2 separate regions of the Mus musculus genome follow, and region 1 is linked to region 2. The links are chromatin contacts, found by Hi-C or POLR2A ChIA-PET in ENCODE. All regions are on one chromosome and are shown on one strand. The core of a region is the stretch at or near the end of the contact, and the rest is flanking DNA. Distances in the headings are between cores, read along the strand shown. Region 1 holds the start of Ctdspl2 (CTD (carboxy-terminal domain, RNA polymerase II, polypeptide A) small phosphatase like 2). Region 2 holds the start of Serinc4 (serine incorporator 4).

Region 1 (2,700 bases), core at 197-2,696, 500 kb before region 2:
TGTCAGGAGCTTAGGGTAGTTTCCTGGCAGTATCTCAGTAGGTTTCTCCGAGGTACTCTGAGAGTGCCTAACGTCATTCACACATCCAGCTACCACTAGGGCGAGAAGTAAATAAACACTATTTATTTATGCAATTATTTATCACAGAATCCTGGTCAAGAACGCAAAGGTAAACTCATACGGACTTACCCAACGTAAACAACATGCTAAATAGAATTAAGATTCACCCTTAACTAACCACTACGGAAATCAGAGGCCTCCTACACACGCTGGTTTTTACTACCACACTTGACTTTAAAAAGTAGTAATGTCAACTCAACATTTTAGCAGTACAGAAAACGACAGAAGCTCCAAGAACCTCTTTCCAGATTCTCAAAGGATGTCTGTAAGAGCTCAAGTAGAGAGAGCAACGCCCCCCTAATGCACCCTACAAGAATGAAATACCAAAAACATTACGTGGGCCCACAAGAAGGTTCGAAAAGGCAATCTAACTTAATTAGCTATCGGGTCCACGGGGTCAGAGACTGGGAACGTGAGATGGGGTTGGGGGTGGGTAGCAAAGTGAAATCTAACCCCAGAAATCACAACACAGGCCGCAGCCTAAGAGCTGAAGCTGGCGGGAAGTGAGCTCCCTGGCCGTTCCCTGGGGAAAGTCCAAGCCAGAGCAGCTTCCACGACAGTGGACGTACAAGGCGCCAACAGTGCATGCCTACGGACGTTGCTGGAACCGCTGAGGGCTCGGCTAGAGAAGGGGAGGAGATCCCGGCAGACGGCCCTGAGAGAGGACTGAGCTTCGGAGCAACGGCAGCGTCTGGACCAAGGGAATTACCTTCACTGTGACGACAGAAAAGTGTCTTCGGGCTCCGGCGATGGTCCCGACTGCGCAATAGGTGGTGTCTTTCCCGCTTATCCCTCAGCAGCAACAGAACCAGCTCCTTCAGCCAGTCGCCATTTCCCGCCTACCGACCTGCTGCACCGCACGGACAGGGACCCGGATGGAAAGCGGCCTCCCTGCGCAGGCGCTCTGGCTCCCTCCTCCCCCGCCCGCCCCGATCCGGAGAGGCGGGAGGGAAGGAATGCGGGAGGCCTGGGCGGCAGCGGGGGAGGGGAAACCAACTTTTACTACCGTGAAGAGGCTGAAGTTTCTGCCGCCTTAGGGAACTCACCAGAGCGAATTCCTGACCAAAAGAAAAACAAGAAACAACAACAACAAAAAACAATGAAAAAAAAATGAGCTTAGGGCCCGAGGAGTTAGACTGGACTCAGCCTCCGATGGGGCTCGGAGCGTGGGGGACGTTTGTACTTCGGGGGCCTCCGTAGCGGGCTGCGGGGTGGTCGCAGGGGGAGTAGGGAGGAAAGCGTTAGCAGCGGAGGCGGGGACGCCGGGGGCGGTTTTCCCTCCCGCCGCTAACGGAACCGCCTAGAGCCGGGCGACAAGGAGAGCGCGCCCTGGCCTGGGAGGCGGGGTTTAAGAACGCGCCGCGCACCCAGCGGCCAGGGTTAGCGACTAGGCGGCGGTGGGTGGAGCCGGCGGGAAGGGGCGGTGCTAACGGCTTGGCGCGCTGGAGCGGGAGCCAGTGCCTTGCGCTCCCGATGGCCAGACCCAGCCTGGTCCCGGTGCTTTCGGAGGTTCGCGGAGTGTCCCCGAGGTTCTCTTCCTAGGTCACTTTGCTAGCGGGAGCCCCTGTTGCCCTTGGACCTATGAAGGAGACTCTTAACCCTTCCCTTCCTCGCGATGTGGGCAGTGATCCTGTACGCTTAAAACTCGAGTCTTTCAAATGGGTTTTCACACACGACTGTGGGCTCCATCTAGAATCTGGATGATTCTTAATCTTCTTGATGCTGAAACGCTTTTAATAGAGTTCCTCATGTATGATGACCCCACCAACCATAAAATTATCTTTGTTGTTACTTCATGGCTGTAATTTTGCTAGTGTCATGAATCGGAATGCAAATATGTTTTCCCATGATCTTATTCAACCTGTGGTTTGACCTCTTAAGGGTTGCAACCCACAAGTTGAGAAACACTGGTCTAGATAGCACTTTTGACTGAAATTCCAAGCTGATCTCATTATTCTATAAGAAATGCTGATTGAGACAGGAGAGGCTTGGACGCCAGTCTGAAGAGAACAATCCTAGGGTTTGCAGAAAAGAGCTTGATCCACGAGTTCGGAAGTCCTGATTCCTGCCTGTCAGCTCTTCTACTTCAGTCCTGAGCACAGTCAACATGCCTAGGGGTCAAAAGAGTAAGAGCCGCTCCCGTGCTAAACGACAGCAGTCACGCAGGGAGGTTCAAGTAGTTCAGCCCACTGCAGAGGAAGCAGGGTCTTCTCCTGTTGACCTGAGTGCTGGGTCCAGCTTCCCTGGTGGTTCTGCTCCTCAGGGTGTGAAAAACCCTGGATCTTTTGGTGCAGGTGTATCCTGCACAGGCTCTGGTATAGGTGGTAGAAATGCTACTGTCCTGCCTGATACAAAAAGTTCAGATGGCACCCAGGCAGGGACTTCCATTCAGCACACACTGAAAGATCCTATCATGAGGAAGGCTAGTGTGCTGATAGAATTCCTGCTAGATAAATTTAAGATGAAAGAAGCAGTTACAAGAAGTGAAATGCTGGCAGTAGTTAACAAGAAGTATAAGGAGCAATTCCCTGAGATCCTCAGGAGAACTTCTGCACGCCTAGAATTGGTCTTTGGTCTTGA
Region 2 (2,853 bases), core at 306-2,805:
AAAAAAAAAACAGCAAAACAGAACACTTTATTTCAGTCAGTCAGTCAGTCCAGAATGTCTAAAAAAGCACATTATCAGTTGGTTAGGGCAATAAGAGCCTCCACCACATTGCCCATGTGTTCCCTCAAGCTCCTTTCTGCTGCTGCTCGAGAGATCTCCATTTCCGTCATCTGCAAAAGGGAAAATCACGTCACCAAAGCCTCTTCTCCACTTGTTTCAGGAGCCCAAATTAGGTAGCACTTCTCTTGTGAATCCATTAAAAAATTAATACTCACTATCAACTCCAGATCTTCCTTCTTGATAGTGACCTTCGCCAGTTCCTTCTCCCTGTAAATATTTATACATTTCTTTTCATTCTCTGCCTCTGCTATAAACTCCCAGAAGGAACACTCCCAGCTACTCACTGAAAATGGGTGGAACAAGGTTTACTGAAAATAGCAAATAAACGCGCCAACTCTTTCCCCTGGAGGTTTTACAGTAAGGTATCCTGGAATCTTTCCTTCCACTAACAAAGTTGTAATCCCTAGATCTGTAGAAATTGGTTAAAGACGTAAACTTTTTTTTCCCCTGGAGAACGAGGACCTACCGGTAGTGCTGGTGGTGTGCTTTAAACTTACCGCTCTTGTTTGGCCTTTTGTTCCCTGGACCGTCTGTCTCCAATGACGGACATAGCCTGTAGAAAACACGAGTCAAGTTATCTACCACCGTGCCACGCAAATTTTCTGATCTAAAACGCAATACCAAAAATAAAAACCACGTGGTTTTCAGGTATTCACAACTACGAGTGTTCTCAGGACCAAAGGACTACGCCTAATTTCGTGCACATGAGATCTATTTAGGCCCAATCTCTATCGAATTCTTAAGCAAACAGCAGACTGGGTGGGTGCTGTCGCTTAGCCCCACCCTACTGCCAAATCCCACCATTGCTATCAGCCTTCCCGGAGCCCCAGTGAGCAGCAAACCGGTCAGTCTCACCTCTCTCCCGCCCCTCTCTCAACCCCTCATACAAGCTCCCAGCCAACTTCACCGTTTCAAGATTCGAACTCTGGATCTCCTTCTCCTCCGCATAGTCAGTAACCCGCTCTAGGTCAGCAGCACCACTGTCATGTTTCCTTGGCTTCTCGGGAGGCCGCTCCGGGCCGCTGGTCTCGGTCTCTAACTCCAACTCCACGTCTCCCTCGGTCGCCATTTCGATCTCACCGCGCCGCCGCATAGGCTGCCGCTTCACAACTTCCGGCAACCCTCACAGCTTCCGCCCAGATAAGGGGCGGGGTAGGCGTGGACCACACCTTTGTGCCTGTCTTGAGAAGCTTCAGCTAGCAAAGAGGTTCGCTTTTGACTTCCTCTCCAGCTTGTTTTCTGCAGTCTCCTTCGACTATCTGTTCACTACCCACACCACCAAGGCACATTGTTCCTAAGAGCAATCCTTTCACACATAGAGACACACACATGGAATTCTGTCCAATCAAGGTGGCTAATCCTAAACCAATTAAAAAACCTAATCCCTAGACCTGATAGGCCAACTGCTCCTAATCTCAGAATAACAGTCCGAATGATCCCGAATAGGAAGCCCGGCGAAGGCATCTTCACAAGACTATTTGCATCTATCTACCACTTCCTGGTAACCTGTATTCATTTTATGACATGTCTATGCTGCCTTAAGACGAATGATTAGGCCAGCAAAGCGACTGTCCAATGGGCGAAAATCCCGAGAAGCTGCTGTTTCTCGTCAGTTTTTCCAATACTGGATCTACATCTAACAAAAATGATGGGTGCAAAAGTTGTCACCGGCCGGAGCACCACCCAGGGTCTTGCACAGCAGCACGGTGGAGTCAGTAATGTAGTGGAAACCCCCTTCAATCAGGTGAGACATTTGGGAAGAGATAGCTAAAAAGCTAGGAGTTGGGATGAGAAACCTGGTTCTTTGCCTGGGTAATAGGTAAACATCTCATTCCACATTCCCAGCCATAGATCATTAGGAAAAAGTTAAGTGGTTCAAGAATACACCAAAGTTTAAAGTTCTTGCAATGAAAACCTTACTAGTGCTTTGTGGAAGGTAATCCTAAGAGGCTCATAACCAGACAGAAGGATGGAGGGTTTGGGAATTTGACCATTGGTTAACCCCACACCCTTTGAAAAACTCTGCATTGCTTCTATCCCCAGGCATCCTGCTGTGGACCTGTTTCTTGGACCAGTGGCTGCCACTCTCTGACAGAGTCTAGGTGTAGCCGCCTGCTCTACATCCTCCTCCACGTGGGAGCCTCAGCAATCTGCTGCCTCCTGCTTTCGAAGACAGTGGTAGAAAGGGTCTGGGGCAAAGCACATGGGGTAAGTCGGCAAGGGTTGCAATGTGAGGGAAAAAAAAAAACCTTTAAGATTTGGGACAGGGAGCAAAGGAGTCAACCTACCAGTAAAAAGTTGAGACTGTCCATAGATTGTGGCTGGCCCTGACTTTTCTCACAACCAACTCCCTGCAGATCCAGATGCCCTCAGTGCTATGTGCCCACCTGTTTGGCAGCTCGGACTGCCCAGTTCTCAGTGGCTCTGGCGCTGTGTATCGAGTGTGTGCAGGAACTGCCACCTTCCACCTGCTGCAGGCTGTGCTGCTAGTTCGCCTCCACTCCCCCACCAACCCTCGGGCACAGCTGCATAACAGGTTTGTGTTTAATTTTTTGGATGGGGATGGGATAGAGGGAAGTAGACACAAGCTGGCTAAAAGAAACTCCAGGATGAAGAAAGAACACTGTAATAAAGAAAGTATGTTTATAAACTCCTGGGCTCTAAATTTTAAGTAATAGTTATATGCAAACCTTCTCTAACTGTAGTGTTGCTCAGATGTGACTGTGGCATCCG

Evidence for each region. Hi-C counts contacts between places; a loop is a spot of excess contacts on that map. ChIA-PET counts read pairs that join two places held with the same protein, here RNA polymerase II (POLR2A).
Region 1: a map of heart shows a loop between it and region 2 (2.6-fold over the local background). The contact joins the promoter of Ctdspl2 here to the promoter of Serinc4 in region 2. A Hi-C loop is called at or near these places in 1 of 37 maps with a recorded cell type or tissue (heart). POLR2A ChIA-PET finds 5 or more read pairs at or near these places in 2 of 5 experiments (Patski and embryonic stem cell).

The regions. Positions count from the first base shown.
Region 1 is chr2:121,954,747-121,957,446 of GRCm38, reverse strand. Ctdspl2 (CTD (carboxy-terminal domain, RNA polymerase II, polypeptide A) small phosphatase like 2) reads right to left here and starts at 1,446. Exons shown (of 13, transcript NM_212450.4): 1 at 830-1,446. It overlaps Mageb3 (melanoma antigen, family B, 3), which reads left to right and starts at 1,355. Exons shown (of 1, transcript NM_008545.2): 1 at 1,355-2,700. The coding sequence starts at 2,228.
Region 2 is chr2:121,455,466-121,458,318 of GRCm38, reverse strand. Serinc4 (serine incorporator 4) reads left to right here and starts at 1,555. Exons shown (of 12, transcript NM_001025371.2): 1 at 1,555-1,864; 2 at 2,164-2,328; 3 at 2,478-2,656. The coding sequence starts at 1,766. It overlaps Hypk (huntingtin interacting protein K), which reads right to left and starts at 1,231. Exons shown (of 4, transcript NM_026318.3): 1 at 1,028-1,231; 2 at 618-673; 3 at 276-327; 4 at 1-170. The coding sequence starts at 1,213. The coding sequence ends at 75.